Regions from separate parts of the Mus musculus genome. Here regions 2 and 3 are each linked to region 1. A link is a loop called in an ENCODE intact Hi-C map of the cell type or tissue named here. Cell type or tissue: heart. All regions are shown on one strand.

What was found. A loop is a pair of places that touch in the nucleus more often than their neighbours do. Peaks named below come from ENCODE experiments on the same cell type or tissue, not always from the same donor. Only the 100,000 strongest peaks of a DNase experiment are listed, where the experiment ranks them.
Region 2: it touches region 1 in a loop (15-fold over the local background); 4 of 42 quality-filtered maps call a loop at or near these places.
Region 3: a loop joins it to region 1, with 2.2 times the contacts of the local background. A loop is called at or near these places in 4 of 42 quality-filtered maps.

The regions. Positions count from the first base shown.
Region 1 is chr1:40,765,363-40,773,362 of GRCm38, reverse strand. It overlaps Slc9a2 (solute carrier family 9 (sodium/hydrogen exchanger), member 2), which reads right to left. Exons shown (of 12, transcript NM_001033289.2): 10 at 7,667-7,798; 11 at 7,030-7,120; 12 at 4,478-5,737. The coding sequence ends at 5,364. It overlaps Mfsd9 (major facilitator superfamily domain containing 9), which reads left to right. Exons shown (of 6, transcript NM_172499.2): 6 at 1-1,323. It overlaps Gm37915 (a long non-coding RNA gene), which reads right to left and starts at 2,049. Exons shown (of 3, transcript XR_865367.2): 1 at 1,867-2,049. In heart, a CTCF peak has its summit at 4,546 (motif pointing right); no DNase peak of the experiment used is centred here.
Region 2 is chr1:40,615,679-40,623,678 of GRCm38, reverse strand. It overlaps Slc9a4 (solute carrier family 9 (sodium/hydrogen exchanger), member 4), which reads right to left. Exons shown (of 12, transcript NM_177084.3): 9 at 4,543-4,639; 10 at 155-286. Among named protein-coding and RNA genes, the nearest start is that of Gm35801, 39 kb to the right of the region's middle. In heart, a CTCF peak has its summit at 4,379; no DNase peak of the experiment used is centred here; H3K27me3 peaks cover 270 bases.
Region 3 is chr1:40,678,761-40,686,760 of GRCm38, reverse strand. It overlaps Slc9a2 (solute carrier family 9 (sodium/hydrogen exchanger), member 2), which reads right to left and starts at 5,049. Exons shown (of 12, transcript NM_001033289.2): 1 at 4,596-5,049. The coding sequence starts at 4,887. In heart, no CTCF peak of the experiment used is centred here; no DNase peak of the experiment used is centred here; H3K4me3 peaks cover 2,103 bases; H3K27ac peaks cover 1,000 bases; H3K27me3 peaks cover 6,140 bases.

The DNA.
Region 1 (8,000 bases):
CCCAAATCCCAGAGACCAACCGATGCATCTGCTTTATTTAAACCCTGGTAACATCAAATGCTGAGCCCTTATCCCCTGACATTCAGATACACAGACCTCGCTGAATTCAGACCCGTGGGTTTTAAAGCCCCTGTAGCCATTTCTCATGGAGGGGAGAGGAACACTGATACATGATAGTTTTGATTAAAGTAAAAATTGCAGACTACACTGTTTTTACTAGTTAACTGTACATGACCCCTAAACCTACTGATTGCAATTGGGGTACACCACCTTCCCCTCCTCTCAGGAGTCAGAGTGCACCAGGAACAAAAAACTTTGAGGACTGCCTTCTCTCCTCTTTGGGACTCAGTCACTTTGGGCTTTGGAGAACCCCTCCAGAGTCCCACCTTTTGGGATCACAGACAGAAAATCCACATTCCGTATAATCCTCTTGACTGTTTCTTAAGTGTGTGATGCCCATTTTCAACCTAACACACATGTAATTGTGAGTGGTTCTTCAATGCACTAATTTTTCATAACTCTAATGTCTATTTATAAATCAGAAAAAGGGTGTTTTCATAGTTTTAGATGTTGTATGTGCGATAAACTCAAATATTTATGACTGTTGGAAGTATAACTTGAATGCCGTCCCTTTCCTCTCTGGCTGTGAGAAAACCAATTCACTTTTAAGTTGTTTCCACTGTGAATTTAACACAGGCGCTAAGAACTCTTAAAGGACCAAAGCATGGCACCAGTGCCATGTCCTCACACAGCATCTGAATGTCACGGAGATGAGCCTCAGAGAGACAGTGATTGGACTGATGGTATGATGTCATGAAGTAAGCTTTCAGAAGTGTTTCTACCAAGGCTATACTCTCAAAGACAGTGGACTTTTCTTTCAAATGCTTATCAAAGCCATGTTTGTATTCTTAAAACCATAGCACTTTATTTTTTAAGTGAAACAAACTTAGACTTTAAAATTGATAAGACACGTGGAGATACTGACAACCCAGATCCACCAGTATCTAGAGAAAGACTTGTTACCCTGTATTAGTGGCTTTGGGAATTTGTTAATGTGATGGTTGTTTTTCTGCTCTGCCTTCTTATTTGGTAAACAGTTGCTCTCATCTCATCTTGGCTGGTGTCTTGTTCAGAGTGCGGTCCCTAGACCATCGCGTCCTGGGATTCGCTTAAGCTCCAGCCCCAGCATATTCCTGCTGAGGGTCACTTTGAGGAGCGTGTAGGAGATTTGCTTACACAGAAAACTTGGGCAACCACTGGTCTGATCAGGTGTTTATATCATTTTATGGGGTAAAATCTCAGGGAAATTAAATCTGTTCAGTTAACGTGTGTGTGTGTGTCGTGTTCTTTAAATTCTTCTGCATAATGTCCCTAATCCTGTTTGAAGTGTCAGGTTGAGGCTGCATTAATTTGTCTCTGTATAAGTGAAGATTGCCTCCATCTAGTTTAACCTGGACTTGTGTGTAAACTTGTTTTAGAGACAGGGGGTGTTTGTGAAGGGAACTTACACACCCACCCACAACGTTCCAGCCCCAGAGAGATACTATGAACCTGGCCTCTCATGGAACTGTATGTTTCAGAAAGCACGGCTTGCCCACAGAGCAGAAAGCGCACAGCTCAGTCTAGAGAGACAAGTAAAAGATGAGGACCGGGGAGCCATATTTGGAAGGCTTCAGCCGTGAGCTGAGCAGCATGAAGTGTGATGTGCCTAAGTCCTTCAAGTAGCCCACTGAAGAAGCAAAATACTGCTTGTTCTCTATCTGGATTATCCCTTGATCCCCCAACACATACCTAACATGCAGGGTTGAGAATCACTGGATAGAGCAAGAAGCAGGGTGGAGGTGAAGCAAGAAGCCCCAGTCCTACCTGAGGAGTTACTGCTGATTGGTAGGAGGCCGCTGGCATTGAGGATGCAGAGTCCTTTTAACAGTATAACCTGGCAGGTCAGCCATCTCCTGGCTGTCCCACACCCAAGAATGTCTGGGCAGTACAAATAAGATGACAGTTAGTTGGGTGGGGAGAGAGGCGGAGATAAGCCTGGGAGAAGTCATGGGAGTGGTGGATGTGATAAAAAAAAATACACTGAAATTTTCAAAGAATAATAAAAAATATTTTAAAACAGAATATGGCTATTTTTATCAAAACATGGAGCAATGATAGATGGTAATTCTAGACTGCAAAAGTGGAAAAATTGTATTTTTAATCAGTCAACTGAAACCCTTCTATCTTGATAAATAAGAATCCCTTCTTCAGTGCAGACACCGAAGGAAAACAAATAAGATTGAAATGAAGGTGGCAGTCAGAGACATGGGTGGGGTCATTAGGGGTCAGGGGTCACCTCCTGTAAGACTCACTGCTAAGTGCCACAAGGTTCATTCTAAGAACCAAAGAGTATTTCTGGATCTATAGCCAGTGTCAAACCTTACATAGCCTGTTTCCCCCACACCCCCCCAAATGGATATCAAATTTTCCCATCTTCACTGCTATGATGCTTTGAGTTTGAGGTACTAAAGCAAGTGCAGGGTGAACTTCCCTATTCTGCTTCCCAATTTTACTAACAGGTTTATTCTGTTGTCCCAAGTTAAGAACATTCACCTGTGTGATAACAAGCTGACAGCAAGCATGTCCTAGCTTCCCTTTGGCAGATCTAAGCTGCATCCTTAGACCAGTGGGACCTAGAGGAACACAAGCAATGTATGTCCACACGGTTGATGTAATAGCCAAGATGGCTGCTAAGTCCCTAGCTAAGGACTGGCTCGATACTTCACAAGTTGACAATGCTCTTGCAGAGGTTCATGTCTATATCACCCTTTTCTACTGTGACTGGCATCAAGTAATCATCAAAAGAAGCAACAACAGAGAAAAGGCCAACATCAAATTTATCTTATTGACTTTGTCATCAGATTAAAAACTGACAACTAAGATAAAACTACTTGGGCATTCCTTTTCTAAAATTTATAGCATTACTCATTTATTAGGATGTTTTCCTTAGTGAAAGCTGAATTTGTGTCGATTTAGCCCGAAATGTCACCACATGCTGGCTTATGGTTCTTCCTTCAGTTTCAGAAAGTTATTACTCTTTGTAATATTTATTAACATAGAAAACCAGTAAAATTATATGTAGGTTATTTTTAACTTCTGTCTTCCTTGCCAGAAGTCATAAACCATTATTAGTATGCACAGTGATGATGTATTTTGGAAAACAAACATCATAGCATTTTATGAATTCTATCTCTATAGTAAAAATACCTATAAAAGTTTTGATTTCTTCTCAGAAGAAATACATGGTTTATAAAAATATAGTCATTTAAAATGGAGATTGTTTGTTTGTTTGTTTTGGCACGGAGTTCTAAGCATGTAGCTTTCCAATTGTGTTTTCATGTTTTCCCATGAATCTATCTTGGACTTCTGGGGAGGGAAGGACATGTTTTAACTGTGTGTGCATTATTTTCAGGCTCACATGATGGCCTAGCAGCCTCTTAAGACAAGAACACAAGAAACGCTACGTTAATTGTAGTGGAGAAAGGAGCCACAGAGCTGCTCCTATGTTCACTCAGGCATGTCCTTACCCTCTGTCCTAGTTAAGCTTGTTGTCAACTTGACACAATTTAGATTCACCTGGGAAGAAGGAGTCTCAATTGAAGAATTGCCTGGATCAGACTGGCCCGAGGCCAGCCATGCCTGAGCACAGTCCATCCCTGAGGGTAGCCAGGGCAAGAACTGAAGCAAAAACAAAGGGGGAGGTTCCAGGCTTGCTTTTCAGGTTTGTGCTTAATTTGCTTGCTTTATGCAGCCAAGGCTCAGCTACTCCAAGGCATGGTGTGGGTCCCAGTGGGCTGGGGCTTCCCACAGCAGTCACCAACAATGACAGTCTTCTGCCCCCGGGACTTTTAAGTCAGAGTGGGTTATCACAGCTCCTACAAAGCAAAGGGTCCTTCCAAGCTACTTTGTATCCTTTGTTGTGGCCAAGAGATCTCTGGTAACAACTATAGTACTGGCTTCATTTAAAATGTAAACCCAGGAAAGTGTTAAAGAAGAAATTCCGAAAACACATGAGAAGTCAATAAATCTCCTGCAGCTCGAGAGACATTGGTTTAAATATGAATCTTTAATAATTAATAAATCTGCAGCTTAAGAGACATTGGTTTAAATATGAACCTTTAGTGATTGCGTCCCACCGTTTCTCCCTGCCATACTCCTAAGAAGTATTCCAGAGAATAGAATCTAATTCTTAATGAAAGATTTGAGTCACTACATTATCAAAGGCGAAAGAGGTAACAAATTAAGGACTAGTGCAAAAAGCGGGGGTTTTCTCCAAAGAGCTTCCTCATCCAAAGTCAAACCCAAAGACTCACCATTTCCTTCAACACTGGAAGGCGGTCTGTATAAGCGTTGATCCTTCCCCGCTTGCAGCTCTGAATGCACTACAGGACAATTTTATTAAAGCGGGTGATCCTGGATCCCTAATGAAAGGAACCACCTCCCTTTCCTCCCAGCCCCACACAACATAAAACCCAAGCGGTCTCTAGTGGCTGCCATGTCCACAATGGCCACAAGAGGTCCTCACTGGTAGGACTTCTCAGAAGCTGCCACCAAGTCTTTAAACACTATGGGCTGATTTTTGCCCGAGTGAATCTGTCTGTACCTAGACAAAAAGGGGGGTGTGGTGAGGTGGCAGGTGGAGAGTGCATGTTACTCCAAAGCCAGGAAAAACACAGAAATGGACCAAGAGCAGCCTGAACCTCATTGTTTTAAAGTTGTACAGGGACTTCCCACCCACACTCTGAGAGTCACACCATTTCATGTGCCTACCCATTCCAACCTGTGCCCTATTACTGTCAGTCAAAGCCTCTTCTAGGGACAATGTTCTTCTTCACTGAGTCCTTCAGCTCAGCATGGAAATGGTAGGATCTGGAACTTAGGACCCACCTCTAGGAGTTGACCCTCACCCCCTTGGAAAAATATTCTCGACACTTTTGGTGTCATTCCCTTAAAAAAAATCACTACAGATAAACACATTTTTTTCATAAATAAATCTGAGGCATATTTGTAATATATTAAAATTTTCACCAACAAAGGCGCGTTAAAATTTTCAAGTTCTGTCATTCAAGTTCAGTAAAGGCACACTTTTTTTTTCTTTCAGGCCTTGAAAGAATACATTTACTAGCCAAAAGTCACAAAAGTCATTTTGTGGGACTTCCTCTTCTTGGGATAGATAAGCAGCGCTCCTCCTGGGAATCAGTGGCTTGACTCTACTTCCCAAAGAATGCCTCTAGGTAGAGGATTTTAAATGGTAGATCAGGTTTGAGTAACAAGTCACAGCCATGCTAGCCCATTCACCCCAAGTCGGCTTTGGCTTCTTATCATGGCTTTTCATTGCCAAGGCGGCCTTTCCTGTTCCCGGGTTCTGACGCTCGTCGCACCAACCTTGGTGGGGGCTTGGGTGGAACGTCTTCAGTCAAACTGTCTTCCCTACCCCGGCCAAACCGTTGGTCTTTGGAGAGCAGGGGCTGCCTCAGCAACCCCGGTGTTTGGGTGCCCCCGTCTTTACTGCGGGGCGCTGGAGAGACGCTGGGGGGCACTCGCACAGAACCCACATCCACCTCGTTCTTCCATTCCATTTTGTAGGCCTGGGAGGCTTTCTTTGAGAACTGATCTGGCAAGAAGCGCCTGGTCCTGGGCTGCAAATTGAGCACAGTGGTTCCAACATCTGGGTCCGAGTCGCTGCTATTTCCATCTGTCACAGAATAGAAGGGCAGTGTGGGCAAGCAGAGCACAGAGATAGCACAAGTCACAGCAAAGCCCCATGGAGTCCCATCCCCTCCTGGGGGAGTTTGGGGAATGGGAAAGTCAGAAATCTCACTCTAACTCCAGCTGAGTGACCTTGAATATCTGTGTCACAAGAGCGTGCCCGTGCTAATTTTGAAGCGCTTACTTTAACTGCTAAATACATTTCCCCACTGACCGTATTTCATCACCTCCCCCCTACTTTTATAGTGAGGTTGTAGGTCCAACAGATATTAGCAAGTAAGTATTGGGGCCGAAATTCAGCCTGAGAAACTCTGGCTCTGTTTTCAGCTGCTGCTAGGATCCTTCTAAGAAGGCTCAGCTCTGTCTCTGACACTGGCAAGCAACCTGACAGAATTTTCTGCTACTTAGACTCATCTCTTCATCTGGAATTTCACGTGGATATTTGCGTTCTGTGTGCCCACAGAAGCACCCAAGCATTAACGTATACTTACTAAGCCCAAGGGAGAAGTTTGAGTAAACATTAGACCTCCTGTCTGGGGGCTGGAAATTATGGGAAGACCACTGCTGGGAACCAGCCCTTGCCTACCAGCTGGCATGACCAGAATTGAATGTTTCTCTCAAAACACAGGCAGGGGTAACAAGACAGTCGCTATCTTGCCCTCTGTTTCCCTGCTTCTTGTTTCTCAACTCTCCCTCCATTCCCACAAGTAACCTCTTCTTAATGAACGGAAACAAACAGAAACAAACAAACAAAAAAACCCAAAATCTAAAACAAACAAACAAACAAACAAAAACAACCAAACAAAGGTGCTTGCAAAAGTGTCTGAATTGTTGCCTCCCATAAATTAGCAAAACAGAATCCTAACGTAATGCTGTGGTTTACGGAGAAGAGCTTGTGTGTGTGCATGAGATTATCATCAAACAAGGAGGTTAAATCTATGGTCCACTCCATGAAAACACATTAGAATTAGTGTACGAATGTAAATGCTGTATATCTTTCTATTTACAACTTTGTATTTGATGCTGAATATGTCCACAGTAAAAGGACTTGCCTTTGCTATAATTAAAGAATCATTCAGAAAACCACGGGATTAGATTATTTATACTATACACAGGCATCTGTCCAATAAGGCCACAATGCTAACTCAGGACACCCTGGTGTTGCTTGAGCTTCACAAGGGATTGGGTTCATCCTTAACGAAGAAAGCGAGACAGTTTTGTTTCATAAGCATCCACAAACAGGCCGGAAGGCGTCTCTCCTCCGGGCAGAATCCTTACCTGCATTTGAAACCTTCTTCTTCTTCTGCAGCTTCTCTGGAAGCTTTGTGTTCTTAGGTAAGGATAAATATCGGGAGGTTGAAGTGGAAGCCTGGGAAAGAAAGTGTTATTCAGATGACAGAAATGCCAGCGACTGTCTGCCGGAAGCTACATTTGTATGACAAAACTAGATTTTAAATATAAAATGGGTGGAGCCATGCAGGCAGACCTATGGACCCTGAATATTTGAGATAGAATGATTGGGAGTTCAAAGGCACCCTTGGCTAATTATATAGGGAGTTCAAGGCCAGCCTGGGTTACATAAGATTTTAAGCAAATGAAACAAAAGCAAAAGAAAGTCTATAAAAGGAATAAATTGTTATTTGTCTTCTTTTCTTAAGGTATGTCTCACATTATATTGCCTAGGCTGGCCTCAAACAGTTCTCCTGCTTCAGCCTTTGGGGCTGTTGGGGCTATAGGAGTATGGCTCTATGCACGGTAAAAAGATTTTATTATTTGTTCCATCCCAGGGTAGCTGGGAATTGGCCCTTGGCAGCCATTTAACCAGCAGTGCCAAAGATTCTTCCTGTCAGCTGGTGAGAGGAACAGCTGAGGGCTCTGCCCTTGGAAGTCCTGCGACTCTGGGGGTAGCCGTTACCCTGCGCTCGCGGTTTGAGCTGTTGTCTTTCCTGAGACTTTCCCGAAGACTGTGCCGCCTGCGAATCAGGATCTCCTTGGCTTGCCTCTCGCTTGTGTCTGCCGTCAGGTTGTGTCTGTTATAGGACAAGGTCTAAAATGACAAAAGCGCATGGGACATTTTTACCAAAGGACCCATTGGTTCTCCTTGACTTTACATTTGTAGGACAAAACCAAAGTTGAAAGCCAGCGTCTCAAAGTTAACACTCTGATTTTGAAAGAATTACTTCTTTTGTAAGTCAGCAAGAATGCTTTTCTGTACTGAAGGCTGTGGGCTTTGTAAATTAGAAAAACAA
Region 2 (8,000 bases), 150 kb after region 1:
CTGGATCCAGAGGAGGGAGCTGTTCCAGTCTGTTTGCCCCTAAGGCTTTTCCATCTCTCTGGTAGCAAGTGAAGCTTGAGTGAGTGACTTGCCCTCAACTGATGAGGCTCTGCCCCAAGGATAGGTCCCTTTATTTGGTGACAGCCCCACATACCGGCTTTCCCCAGGGCAGACTCTGGCCTTTCCGCATGCTCTCCCTCAAGGTGTTCTGGCGACGGATCAGAATCTCTTTGGCTTGCTTCTCACTTGTTTGGGGTTTGAGGTTGTATTTGTTGTAGGATAGGGTCTGTAAGTAGAGCACAATAACAGTCAGGTAAGAACTCCAGCGTTACCTCCAGTGGTGCCCAAGACAGAGTAGATAGCATGGGCTCAGATTTGCCTCTGGCATGACTGAGCTAGCCTCAGTGGGAGTAAGGCTGCAAGCAGCCTCAGGACTCTCAGGCCTGGCTATGGCTGTGGATGGCGAAGCAAGTCTACCCCTCTGCCCAACCCTCCCTACTGCACCCACAGGCTGTGACTGTCCTGCATACCCACATTCTTCCCAAGATTATTTTCAGTGCTAAGCCTATTGATGTGATGGGTAAGAAAAACATTAAAACTAATTTTGAAATTTCCACAAAGTTTCTGCTTATAATTAAGGACAACACACACAGGGAAAGAGGGGGAGAGGGGGAGGGGAAAGGGGGAAGGGAGGAAGAAGCAGACTGGGGCGGGGAGGGATATGGGGCGGGGGAGGGGGAGGGGTGGGGAGGGGAAAAGGGGGAGAGGGAGGGGTAGAGGTTTCCCAGTGAAAATACTCGTTAACTTAAAGACCAGAGCCCAGAAGGAACAGCTTGACAAACTTTAAATGACTTTTTCTTCTTGCCTTCACCTCAAAACACTGAAAAGCTATCATAGACCACAGGTCAATATCTATCCATAAACATATGTTTGGTTAACTGGAATTTCTTGTCCCCATTGATGTTTGCTCCAAGTTCATCAGTGAATGTCTGATTCCCTGGAGTCGGTAAGTGATGTGTGTGTGCGTGTGCATGTGTGTTTGTATATATGTGTGTGCACGTCCGTGTGTGTATGTGTGTGCACATGTGTGTGTATGTGTTTGTGTGTGCCTGTGCATGTGCTGATGAATTGCAAAGCTCTGCTGCATAAGGAGGTTATTGTTGCCTGTGTCCTCCTTACTGGTTTGTGGCTTTTTAAAAAAGATAATTGCTTCAATAACAAAAAAAAAAAAAGGATATTCTATTAGGCACCATAGCAAGCAGGGGATTAAAAATGAATAACTATAAATTCAGGTCTTTCAATTGCTCACAGTCATCTGTGGGAGTCAAGTAGACATTCAAGTGACTTAATATGTTAGAACCAGCCAGGTGGTGGTGGCGCACGCTATTAATCCCAGCACTTGGGAGGCAGAGGCAGGCGAATTTCTGAGTTCAAGGCCAGCCTGGTCTACAGAGTGAGTTCCAGGACAGCCAAGGCTATACAGAGAAACCCTGTCTCGAAAAACAAAAACAAACAAACAAACAAACAAAAAAGATGTTAGAACCATCAGGGAGATATCGGGCAGGGTGCTTACTCAGACACACATGGGCCAGGCTCACTGGACTGAGCCTGCAGCCCTGAGTGGGTTCTACCCTGGGACAAGTGTAGGAGAGAGAGACCTGAGAACTAATCAACTCTGAGGGAAGGTAGGAGGAACCCCAGGAAAAGGCAATAAGTTTGTTATTATGTGAGAGAAACACAATATCCAAAGACTGAAAGCACAAACAAGCAGTGGTGACGACAAGCCACAAACCACCTGCCAGGAGTGAAGACCTCATCTTCCAGCCAGGTGTGAGTCTGTTGGGGCAACATGCTCTCAGATGCCATAATCCCCAGAGATAAGACATGAATACAGAAACACATACTTCCAAACAGCCCTTTCACAGGGTTGCATATTAAATACTTATATCATGACTCATCACAGTAACAAAATTACAGTTAGGAAGTAGGAATGAAAATAATTTTATGGTTGGGGGTCACCACAACGTAAAGAACTGTTTTAAAAAGTCACAGCATTAGGAGAACTACTGCCTTAGAGTCTGGGCTGAGCTTTATTCCTTGATAATTTTGGGGTGCGCCTCTCTGTCTCCATCCTGCTGTGTCGCGCAGCTCCCTGTCTCTGCAGTTGTGCCACTGGGAATCTCTGAAATTAGTCCTTCACCTCCCCCCACCCATGGATATTCTATCTTGGAAATGCTAAAAGGAAGTATTTTAAAAAGATGTGTCCAGAATCAGAGTGGGAAAACCACAGTTTCATATCAACTATGGCTTAGGATAGGCTAGAATCCGGCCCTATATTCTTTCTGGCGCTGCCCAGAAGTGACTACCAAGCCCCATGACAGACTCTTCTAAACTATGCACAGTGATAAATGTCTCCATCCAACAGTCCTGCTCCTATTGTCCAGATGTGAGGACAACAGACGACCTCTACACAGTCTGTGTCGACCCTTCGAGCAGTAGACCGTCCACTATACACAGTGGATATTCAGTTGTTCAGGGTAGCATTTCCAGGATATTTTCCTTTGAAAAAGTATAAGACTTTCATAACTGTAGAAGTACTTGAGGTAGTGGGGAAAAGCAGGTGTGTTGTTAGGGGAGTTGTTTGGTTGTTTGGTTTGTTGGTTTGTCAACCTGACACAAACTGGAGACACCTTGAAAGGGGAAAGCTTACTTGAAGGACTGTCTTTATCATATTGCTTGTAACCCAGTTTTTGGGACATCTTGTTGATTCATGATTGATATGGAAGGACCAACCCACTGTGGGCAGTGCCATTCCCTATGTAGGTGGTCCTGGGTGGTATAAGAAAGCAGGCTGAGGAAGCCAGGGGAGTGAGCCAGGAAGCAGCAGCGCTTCTTCCATTATCCCTGCCTCTGTTCCTGTTTAAATGCCTGCTCTCACATCCCTCAGTGATGGACTGTGACTGGGATGTGTAAGCCAAATAAACCCTTTCCTCCCCGTTGCTTTTCCTCAATGGTGTTTGTCATTCTGGACTAACAGGAAAGGGGATTCACAGTGAGGTATATTTCCAACAAACTAAGAGTGGAGGCAAAAGGTACCTGCAGTCTATCATGCCCCCTCACTCCCTCTCTCACTAATTCTATTCTGATTTGACTCCACTTAATGCTTAGCAATGAACCCTCTAATGAACACAGGCAATATATTCCAGGAAGGAAGTGAGATGCTGCATAGCATAGAAGAGAGACTGCCGAAGACAAGATGAAAGAAGAAGGTGGCTATCTGGCTCATCCATACCAATCACCAGGCAAGAAAATGCTCCCCAAGACTTGATTACTGGTAGTATGATGAAAGCAAGCCCACAACCATGGTCCCTTCTTTCCAGATATCTCTAGTTTGTGTCAAGTTGACAGAATGCTAACAACACACCTATTTTTCCTCTATATCTGAGGAGTGAATGAGAATGTGGGCAGTGGACCATTTCAAAATGTATTGGAGTTTCAGAACTTCAGCCTCCTTCCTCGTATCATGAAGATGGAGAAAACACTGAGTGCCAGGTACTCAGTGGGCCTGGCTTTCACTAGGCTAGCCACACTCTCCACACCAGGAAGTTCTTATCTACTTAGTGGAGGTGAAACGTGATAGTCTTGCTGGAACAGTTTCGCTTGGAATGATTTGAAAGCCATAGCGCTTAGTAAGAACATTGTCACCGAGCTGACCTGTATTCCTCCAGCCTTTCTGAAGGAGGCCCTGAGTCATCAACACTTCTGACACAGAACTCTGGACCACTGATGTTCACTGGCATTGTAAGTCTGGAGTCTTAGAAAGAACACTGGGCAGGAGCTCAGCAGAGACCTCTTAACTTACATGTATCCTATAACCTTGACTCAAAATGATCCCCAAGTTTGCTGACCCTAGCATCTTCTACTTGAGAATGAACAGCTTAGACGGCTTCTTAATCTCATCCAAAGCATGATCTATGCCATTACCAAGAGCAAAAAGAGACATATTTAATCATAGCCAAGAAATAGGATGGACAACTGAGCCGTCAGACCTGAAAAGGCTTCTGTGGGGATGACATTGATTTATCTGTCACTAACTCAGACCCTTTGCTAAAGACAATGAAGAGACCATACCAATTTCTGGACCAAAACACCAAGACCCTATAGTCGAGCTTTCAGCAATATAGCATCCTGATTCTGATCCAATAAACTCTTGTTTCTTAACTTTTAGCATAGTTGACCCTACTGGGTAACCCGACGGCTGTCAGAATCCTGGTGCCATCTTTTCTTCACTACGGGAGGGGGGCTGCATCTGTCTTCCCTTTTAGGACAGGCAGATCTATGGGTTCTGAACATTTCAGCTGCACAGCTGGGGCAGCCTGACCCCTACAGCCAGCATTTGGATTTGCATTTATTCTAAGGCCACTGGTGCCAACCTCACAGCTGCAGAGACTACTTCAGGGAGAACAGTGTGAACAAGGACTGAAGACCTGGTAGGGGCAAGGCAGGGTAGGGCAGGAGGCAGTGCAGAGGGCTCACACATACTCTTTGTCGAACTTGGTACATGCTTCTTGTCAGAATGTCCCGCATGGACTCCACGTCTTCAGGAGAAAGCCGCTTGATTCCCTGTATCCTCTCAGACCTGGAAACAACAATGGAGAAAAGGCATTATTTTTCTGTCTGGGTAAAAAGTGCCATGACAGAACTCTGCACCTTGCCCCACCCTGGAGAAATTCCTAAATTCCAGGATTATATTATCCTTCCCACCACCTTAGCAAATAAATTAAGATCAAACATATGTTTTGACATAAATATTTTAAAATATTGCTCCCTTATAGGTTCCATGTGGTTATTATTGTGACCAATTTCTAAAGGGTGTTTAGCAAGGTCGTGACCACCATCTAATTTATAAAATACAATAAAAATTAATTTTAGGAAATGATGCCACAAAATGTAAACCTAACATTTTGCTGTAAAACTTAGTAGGAATAAAACAAAAACAAACAAACAAACAAAAACCCCACTCAATCAAATGTTCGTGTGGCTGTTTTTGTTAGTTCTGTGCTCAAATAGACAACACATGTTCAGAGACCAACACCATCTGTACCACTGAGTTTTGAGACTCAGTGGTATGCTGGGTTATTAATGTTGCGTGGGTAAAGTTCTCTGGTAACTGTGCAGTTAGGGGCCTGTGATGGGTGGTTTTAATTGTCAGTTTGAAATGACCCAGAACCACGTGTGAATAGAGCATTGCTGTAGACAAGCCCGTGGAAGATTGTCTTGACTGCCTACCTGATGTAGGAGGACCCAGACTGAACGTGCAGGTGCCACTCCTGGTCCAGAGCCCTGGGCTGTGTAAGGGCAAAGATTACCAAGCACTGAGCATGCGCGCTTGCCTTCTCTATGCTGACTTGACTGTCATGTGACTAGTTGCTTCAGGCTTCTGCCTTGACTGTCCCAAAATGATGGACCACAGGGATGTAGAACTGTGAACTAAATTATCAATGTCTCCCTACATTCCTTTGTATCAGGGTATTTGTTTTTCTCCACAAACAAAAACTAGGGCAGGGCCTTGTTTTTAGTTAAAGAATAATTAGGAAAGGGGAATCACATTTTCCAAACAGAATCCAACTATTTGTACCCTGAGAGTCAACCCAGCTGCAGCATTGGGCATCCAAAGACTTGAAAACCTAGCATCAGGGCCAGGTTAGCAATCAATGCCCAATTGTCCTCTGGGATTTCAAAGCTTTAGACATAGCTATGAAGAAGAAATCTCAAGTGACAGATGTATTTGATTACAATCTGTTATCAGTCACCAAGAAAACCTTTTAATTACACTGGAAATATACATTCAGTGTAGACCATAGGCATTTACCAAGAAGCAGCTGAAGGTTCAGTCCTCCTTCCAACACAGCTGGCTTTCTAGCCTGCTGCTCCTGCCCAGGTAGCTCTTAGTTTCCTAGTCTCTGCTCGCTTCTTAGAAGCATAAAGGCACCAATGACTTCGATAGCTCCCTTCCCTGTTGTCAGGATGATTAATCACAGGGATGAATCATTAATTTCAATACAGCCAGCATTTTAAGTACTGTTCCCCAAGCCTTACAACCATTGAAAAATAAAAGTGGTTTGGATGCAATGTGCAATTGATAAGTCACTTTTATATGGGGAACGATGGTGCGTGGGCTTTATCAATTGCCATCTGCATAACGTCCAACGCTGTTTCTATAAAATGACTGGAACTTAGGCGCCATCCTTGGTGACTGTGTGAATGTCCTCCAAAAAAATTTATTCTGCTTAGGTACACCTGCTCCCACAATGTGAGCAATCCATTCCACCTGTATGGGTGTGTGTGTGTGTGTGTGTGTATTACTAAACAGAAACACCAGCTAGTCAAACATTTCTATGTTCTACATTCATATAAAATAAATAAAAAGAAAAAAATGATAAAGGAAATGGCAGGTGAAACTTGACACAGCAGCAGATCTGGCATTCCCCCGAGCTTGTAAGTGACCACTCCAGGAAGGACCAGGCTTAATTAAAGTCCCCTTGGGTTGCTGGCTAAAGTGAGTAACACGGGATTCACACAGCTTCACCTCCCTCTGACTCACACTAATAAGTACCAGCTCCGGTTCACTTGAACCAGGTGATGTTTGGAGTTGTCTTCATGTCACTTCAGGGACACAGCCGTCCCTGGAATACTCACATCATAGGTGCAAGAAAGACACTGCCCTTAGAAAACAGTATTAGTGGGGATCTTAAAGACCAGTGATTCCGAATGTAAAAGGCATAACCCTTTTCTCTGGAGTATTCATTTCTTATAGGTAAAGGGGATCACAGTTGCTAATATAAAACGAGGAAATCTAAATTCAATAGCATCTGAATACAAGGTTCACAATTGTCATGAATTCTTTACTTCCTGCTGTCTTTCTGCCTGCCTTCCTTTCATGAGATGCTACACCAATGTAAGGAGACTAAGTTAATTATGAGACCCAGCAAGCATTATGTTCACACCATAGTTAAGAATGTCAAAAGGTCAACTACTAGGCCCTAAATCCTTGAGAATAATAACTCTTTCAATAGTCTGGTCATGAAGTCGATGACTAGAGATTGAAGGGATGAACTGATGGCCCTGTAGACTTGCAGTTAGTATTCCTCATGAGTTACTCTGTCTATATGGATGCATGCAGGGTCCCTCATCACCGTTACTCTGTCTGCATAGCTACATGCAGTGTTCTTCATGAGTTACTCTGTCTGCATGCCTGTCTTGCATCCTTTTCAAAGGTCACTTCAACGTCCAATTCTAGCATGAGTGAAGTGTGACTTACAGGATACATGATATTTTATTGTGGAATTTACATCAGAAACCACATCACGTAGTTGTCTATCAGAATGGTGATATAAGAAACCGATCCCATCAATGTGAAGCTGACTTAAAGAGTTCTTAAACGACTATGAATTTACCTAATTATTTAAAAAAACACACAAAGGGGGTTGGGGAGGGGAATAGGCAACTATTAGAGAACATACTACCTTTTCAGAAGACCTACATTAAGTTCCCATCATGCATTTCAGCTCCAGGGGAAATAGAAAACACAGGTCTCCAGGGGCCCTGCCCTCACGCAGATACTCACACATACTCATGATTTAAAAAGAAAAAGAACATGGCATGCTCAAACTCTTCAGAGTTTAGAAATAAAATCATTTGAGATTATATAGGTAGCTAATTACCTGATAACTTTATGGCTATTTTAATACCTAAAATATTAATCTCTATAAAATTATCTATGTATCTGAGATAAGGCTGTGTGTAGCTCAAGCTGACTTTGAACTGCTCTTCCTGCCTCTGCTTCCCAAGTGTTGAGATTATAGGCTGCACCACCACACCGAGTGTGGTACTGGGAATCAAACTCAGGACTTCACACATGCCAGGCTGGTACTATAGCAACAGAACTGTATTTTCAATCCTAACCAAACTTTAAAAAGAAAACTGTATTTCATTTACTT
Region 3 (8,000 bases), 87 kb after region 1:
AAAGCACATGAAAATTCTACAAGAACTAAGCACCTCAATAATGGTAAATAAAATTATCCTTGTTAAAGTTGATAAGAAGTAAGATTTTCAATTGACAAACAAAACAGAAAACAAACCAAAAAAAACCCTGCTGTTATTGTAAAGATGAGAACACTGTGACTCTAATGTCCTGACATCATCTTTATGATGCCTGAATTCATCTTTAGAAAGAAATGAAAAATCTACTGCCTTCCTTTTTCAGACTGAAAATATATGGGTGACCCTGAACATATGTGTTGCTCTCAAGAGAAAAGACCCTGGACCGCTTTGTGGGCATTATTAGGTCTGAGCACACGGTGGCAGGCACATGGGATGTACAAAAGGAGATGCAAAGGCCATGAACTCCATCCTGTCCCTCTCTAGATAACACACGAGCTTGGGAAAAACTAGACGAAGCATAAGGCAAGTGCAAGGAGACATATTTTTCAGAGACAAGGATCTCTAAATCCAAGAACATACACAACTTTTGAGACTCATGTTTTAAACTCAAGGCAGCCTGAAGCCCAGAACAGACATCTTCATGATCCAAATGGTTTGCCTTTCAAAAATAGCGATAATAATAATTAATAATAATAATAATAATAATAGTAATAATACAATGTGCCCGCCCAGGTACCAAAAGCAAATAAAACACCCACAGTGAGACCCCAATGCTGTACAGGGCATACAAGGAATCCTGGAACAAAGACCAGAGTTCAGTTACTTTAAAGATTAGAGACAGTGCTCTGTCCCTGAACCCCAGCAGAAGTAAAGTATACAGCCACATTCACTCAGGTTAGGGCTAGTGCAGCCCTCAATGGCCCAGTTCATGAGAGAAAGCAACACAGACAGTGGTAAGCACAGGACCTCAGCGTCTTCCTCTAGATGCCTCTTAAGGTCAGCTTAGAACTATATCCTGGCACATAAGATTCAGTAGGCAAAGGATGTGGAGTTTTCTGTACAAATAAAAAGAATCAATGCATTGTGAGAAACGCATGCACAGTGAGACTCTAGAGTGTCCAGACAAGAGGTCCTAAGGAAAAGGAGAGGAAGTGCTTTGCTCCAAGGTGGGCTAAAATCAATGAACTTTTTTTCTTTTCATTCAGCTAAACTATTCTACACACACCCATCTCATCAATTCTACAATCAGGCTTGCAGGACATTTTATAACTGCAGAACTACATCTCTAGCCAAATAATGAGGACGTTGACTTTCCCCCCAATAAGCAGATAAAGCAAGGAGAAGATAAGTTGACTTAGGCCTTGTGTAGAACAAGATGAACAAGTGTGCTTTCAGATTTGTAAGAATACTTCCAAGACCTGAAGCAATGCAATCTAGATAGCCATTCTAAGTTCACCACTGGTATTTAAACCTCCTACAAATGTTCTTAGGTGCAGCCTGTTCATCCTTGTTTAGATTAATCACAGGGAATATTTCTCCCTGTTCTCTGAGCAGGTAAGTCCTAGCACACCAGGTACTTCCATTAAAATGCCCCAAACAGAAACCACGCTTTCTATATGAGCTGGCATTTGTGTTGCCCCATAACCTTATATCTCCATGTGTGTTGAACTCCATCACCTTTCCCAACTGTGAGCAACTTAAGCTACCTGTGTAAGTGAACCGCTCCCAAACAAAAGTCTTCAAGCACAAAAGCTAAAACAGAACCTGTTTAATTTTGAAATAAACCTTGCTATTAAAAATCAAGGCTTGCAAATAAATAAAAACGTCACTTGCTGACATTAACCAGACCCAAAGTCTATACAGCTTAATGAACTTATACACAGTTAGAAATAACGTTAGACGCTGAAGCTGAACAGTTACAATGTGAATGGGTTTATTTTAGTTCTAATTCTGCATGGACACTTTGGCCTTGGAGATAGGTAAGTGAATACACTATATTTGATACATAAAATATAAACATTAAGCACAAAGCTCCATGGTTCCTGTTTCAGAACTTATTTTCCTGGCCTGTGAAGTTGTTCTGCTGTACCCTGGCAGGTTTGCTCAAAGCCAAAGAGAGAGTAGAGGGTTGGGGCGGGGCAGGATGGTGCTGGAGAAAGACTTGAGGGTATGTGGAAAGGAGACTTCAGTATATCTGGGTATTTGCACATTCCTTCAGGAGCAGCCAAGGAGGCAAGAGAAGGATCGGTTACAATATAGAAAGAAAATGGCAAAGACTCCAAACAACAGATTTCCTTTTTAACTTGAAAAATTCCACTTCCTGTTCTAACATCTATTTCTTTCCCTTTACATCGGGGAGCCAACACCTGTGGACTTGAACCTCTCTGAAAAAGAGACAAGAATGGAGTGCTGTCATCTCTGCCCTGCCCCAGTGGCCTGAGAAGTACAGAATCCAAGGAAAGCCAATGGACTGGGAGGATACATGTGCAAGGTATTATAACTTTGGTCAAATCTGGCGTTGTGAGGGCATAGTGGCCTGTGAAACAGAAGAGGGCTAAGACCATGGTTAACAGAGACGTGAAGGTGCCTGTGTGCAAACTTTGACTCACATAAGCATGGACACATTTAACCAAGTTCCACACGGTTAGGATGACGATGTCCATTAAGATGACTGGAATACCACAGCTGGGTTGAGAGGACTCCCAAAGGCAGCCCAAGAGAACAAGAGCTCAGGAATAAACAGAAGGCAAGAAGCACAGAGACAGCAAAAAAAAAAAAAAAAAAAAAAAAAAAAGGGCCACCTAGCACTGTGGCTCTCTGGAGCACCGTGGCCATTGTCACCAGCAGCACGCCTGCCTTGACAACCAGGATTAATGGACAAACCCACTCTCCTCTAATCCTTATTCCAGAATACTCTTTCAGAGAGGACCAAAGATGAGGCATCAGGCCTTCCTCGGCCTAGAACTGGGTCTCTCCACCCACCAGCAAAGCTACCTCATGTCTCAGCTTCCTCCTCCCCAAAACAGGGCCATCATATCTACCCAGGATGAAGGCTGTGAAAATGAGGGATAATGAACTTAAGTGCCCACTAGCGGCTGTTATTAGTGTAATTAATCTGATTAAAATAATCAGGGGTAAAGAACAGAAGAGGGTGTCAGAGCAGAAAAGCAGTAATGGGAAAGGTCACAAATGCAGCCCTCCTGGGCTCCGACTCAGGCACAGGCAGGGAACCAGAGGCAAGCTACCTGTGTGCATTTGGTGGGTCCGACTTTGTGGGTCATAGTATGGACTTTCCAGTTTTGGTTTCCACCTCTCTGAGGTGAGAGTATTCACAGCTGCACATCCCTACAGGGCAGGGATGCTGTGGGGGATGATGTAAAGAGAGAGCATCTCGGGCTATTATTAGAGACCATGAGCTTATGTGGCTGTTTGCTTGATAGGGAAGTCCATGTCTCTTATACCATTGCTCAGATGGAATTAAAGCACGCGCAGCTAGTTGGTCATGCCAGAGCCAGCAATTCCAGACTGCAGAGTCATTATGTAGTGTAGGACACCTTTGCTTACCACCATCACAGGCTAATAGATTTAATCTAACCTCGGAAGTCAATGCCAGGCTTAGCTTGCAAGTTCTACACTCTTACAAACCATCCCTGCCACCTGCTTAGACCCACCCCTTTCCAGTCACACTTTTTGTTTCTCTCTAGAATGCTGTTTCCGGTGAACAGCTCACACTGACCAGACTTTAGTCATCCTTGAAAACAGTCTGTATAAGTCAGGCCAGGATGTGACCCCTGCATCTATCCCCAGCCATATTGTGTTTGCCGAGGAGTATTTCCTGTGTTGTAACCATCGATGCCTCACCCTGATCATCAGAAAGGTTCCCTAAGAAAGGCTGAGATGTATGGAAAGCTGCATCCCACAAGGTGAATGCAAAAGCATAGAAAACACCGCGTTCTTCTGACCTCATACATTTTGAACAGTACAGCGATAGCGAATGTGCTTTAATACTGCATACAGAGTAAAATGGTGAGCGGGCGTTATGATGGAGTGATCAGGTTAACAGATGAGAAAACGGGCTGAGCTTGGGGATGGGTTAATTATTTGTTAATAGCTGGTCTCCCTGGCTCCAGTTACCTCTAAAGAAGAAAAGGCTTTCTAGAGAGGAAGGAGCCCAGAGAGCCCAGAGAGAAAGAACAGGGCACTGGTGTTGTAGTGGCAAGCATTTAGGTGTCCACAGTCCCAATTTAAGCACCTCATCAGACAGGGACATGAGGAGGGTCTGTGTTCTGCCAACGCACCCTCTCCCATCCAAGATCTTGCCCACTTCCACTCTCCTCTCTACTTGTAGATGATATACAATCTAGCTAAGCCCTGCCTCAGTTAGCAAGCAAGTCTCCCTCAACTTTGGCACAGACCTGTCAAACTTGACGCTCAAAGCAGAAGTTCACAGTGGGTCTCTATGCTATGGGCCAGTCTTTCCCGGCTTTCCAAGGCCAGCGTCGGATTAAGAACAGGAGATCTTTCAACCACAGGAGCTAATCTGTCCGTCCAAGGCTGCCTTGGTGCAGGAGGAGCTGGCCACTATCTGAGACCAACTACTTGCCTACTTGGCGAGTCACCCACCAGGATCCCCAGTCTGATCGTCCCCGCCCCCACCCACGGGTACAGTTCCTTACCAATCTTGGCCAAGGAGGCCAGTAGGATCCACAAAGTGATCTCGAAAGGGATTTGCACGTGGGGGTAATCCAGGGTGAACACGGGCAACCGACTTTCCTCGAACGGCGTCGTTCCCGGGGCCACCACACTGGCAGGACTTGGCGGGTTGGAGCTGGCACCCCTGGCCCTGGGTGCGTCCAGCAGGGTCTCGGCCAGCGCGCCCGCCGGCACTGCCACCTGCAGAGACAGCAGCAGCAGCAGCAGCCAAGACAGTGGCGCCCGCACGCTGTGCGCGGTGCCCCGGGGGCCCATGGGGTCGGCAGCTATGAGCGCAGCAGAGGACGCTGGTGTAGGATCTGGGTTCCCTCAGAGCATCGCGGGAGGGACAGCACTACTAACTCAACGGGACTGCGAGAGTACCACACCACCGCCTCCACGGGGTCGGGGCCCTGTCGCCAACCAGTTCGGTGGGTGTGAACCTCGCAGGGCCCGGAGGGGAGCGCGCAGCGACAGGAGGCCACTGCGCGGTCCCTCGGCCGCGCTCAGCCTTGCTCAGCCGCCCTCCGCCGCCGGCCGCCCTCCCATGCCTGGCAGCTACAGGCCCTGCCCGGGGCGGCCCGAGGGCGGGCGGGGACGGGGACGGGGGCGGGGCGGGGCGGGCGCGGCGCCCCGGTGGCGGGGCGGGAGGACGCGGAGACCCGGTGCGACGCGCACCTGCCGCAACCCACAGTCGACGCGGGGGCGAAGGTCGCGCCGCTCTCTAGCCCGCCCGCGGACCAAGAGCCGCTGTTCTTGGGAGCCCGGGAGCTGTGGGTGCACTAGGTGCTCGGTGCGCACGGTGGCCTGAGCTGTCCCCGCCCCGGAGGCAGCGTCGGCCGTCCATCAGGGCTGGGACCGACGCGACCCACGCGTCGCGCCCTGCCCCCTCCCCCCGCAGGCTCCTGCAAGGAGACACCCCGGGGCGCTGGCACGCGAGGAGGCGCCGCGGGCTCAGGCAGGGAGGCGACGCCGGGCGCGGAGGAACTGGGGAGCCTTCGCCACTGCTGGGTCTGCAGAGACCGACTCACCGAGGGGAGCCTCTCGGGGCCTCGGAAAGATGAGAAGGAAGAGCAAAGCACCTTGAACACAGCCTGTTCTCTGCGCACCGAAACTCCCGGTTGAGAACTCAGCGCTCCCACGCTCTCCCAGAACCCTTGTCTTTCCGCTTTTCCACTCCTTGTAACAGTGTGCACTCCACTTTTCTTCCCTCCCCCAGCTTTGGGGACGAAAAAGTCTCTGTTTTTAGGCTTCGAGGTGAATCTGTCTGAGGGCATCAGAAACATAACTATTTCGTGGAAAACCAGTGATTTGCCTAGCTTAGACGGACTTGTTCGGCTAATTACAGGATGGACTGCGGTTTGGAAAAGCGGGATTCTCCCAGCGCCAACTGGCCCTTCTCCCGAGCCCGACCTTCCGCAGGGGCATTGCCAGGTGCCCTGCCTGCGATCCCACTGTCCCGGTGTCCTCACGGTGAGAAACTGAAAGGAACCGAAACCAAACCATCTGCCTCCCAGTTAACCCACACGGTTTCCCCTAAACGTATAAAATAAAAATTCTTATCTTTCCCACAGGGTTCCGGCTCTTGTTTATACACCCCTCAGTCTGACACAGAAAGGTCTAACAGAATCTGTGAGATGTCAGTCGTCGGAGGCCATCTGAATAGAGGCAAGCAAGGAACCTTTGAGTCTGGGAAAGGCAGGGACCATTCTAGCCCGAAGTAGAATGGGTCTCAGGGTTGATACAGAATCGGCACAGAATGTATCAGTTTTCCAGCTTTGAAGTGGAACTGCCTGTGAAGATTCTGTTTCCTTGTAAAGATTTACTGAAACAGGCAGAGCCTAACCCTTTTCCTCCCTGCTGGGCATTTGCATATCAACGACTGATTCTCCCATCTCTTTTCTAAGAAAGGACTTGTTAACTAAGTGTTTTCTTTCTCGAATTGCCTTTCTCTCCAGAAGAGGCGCTGGGAAAGCACTTTCACTTGAATTTTTGGTTATCACAAATACCGAAGTTGGGAGGGAAAAACTGTATCTGTTTTACAGGTGAAGCACTGCACACACACGAACACCCTTCTAGATTAAAGTTCTAGAAGGTATCCACACCCAGGCCTGACCTTGCTAAAGCTGGTTCCACCCCACACTACCAATTTTAGATTATTTATCAAATAGAACAATGAAGAATATTTTAGGGGTCGTTTAAGAGCATAACTCTTAATAGGATGAAGTTCTGCGGAGAGTAAGCAGCACACAGTCAGACAGTTATTCTTAGATGTTGTGACATCACAGGAGGGCAAGCACGCAGTCAGACAGTTATTCCTAGGCGTGAGAATGTTGAGAACGACTGTGCATCGTAGGATAAATGACATTCCACCTCACTGTCTAGAGTATCTACACAGGTCACAGATGCTGGAGTCACTGTCCTTTGTAAATCTCTGCTACTGCAAAGACTAATCGGTTTTTGTAAAACTTGGGAAAATCTTTTTATTCAGTCTTGTGGGTGATAAAGAGGAGATAAAGAGCAACCTGCTGGGGCTGGGGAATGGCTCAGCCCATGAAGAGCCAGCATGTAGACTTGAGTTTGAATCCCAGAATCCATGTGGTGGTATCACACATTGTGAGCCCAGTATTCCTCTGGAGAAAGACCTGAGGCAGGAGAATCCCAGGTGCTCCCAAGCCAGAGAGAAGTGAACAATAATAGACCCCTTTCAAACAAGGGACAGGGCGAGGACCAACAAATACCTGAGCCTGTCCTATGAACTTCAGCCATGTACCACACACGCGCGCGCACACACACACACACACACACACACACACACACACACACACTTTCATCTTTTACCCAAAGCAAAGAAAGAAAGAATTACATGTATCCTGTTATGCTTACATCTTAAATCTGTCTCAGTGTTACATACACTAAAAGCTGGTCACTAAGAGGAGTGGTGTTACATGGCTGTGGACCCTTAGGAGGTGAGCCCTAAGGGTAAGAAGTTAGGTCATTGAGGGCAAAACCTTGAAGAGCATTTTGGGGTGCTGGGACATCTCTCTGTCACTTCCTGGTCACCTGAGTTATGTAGCTTTCTCTGTCATGTGTCCTGTTGCTTTGCCACAGACCACAAAGCAATGGCATCAACTAACCCTGGACTGAATGCTCTTCACTGAAGGCTAAAACAAATCTTTAATCCTTTATCCTTTTCCTTGGTATGGTGTTTGACACAGTGAGGAAAGTTAGGGTGGCACCGCTGTTACCATTGGCTTGGCCATTTCCCCAAAGGGTCCTATGGAGGAGCTCAGCCCCTGAGACCTCTGCTTTCAGCTGTACCCACAGAATGACTGAAAGCAACAGTTAGATATTGTCTGGACTAACTTAAAACGTGTTAGTGGCTTTTC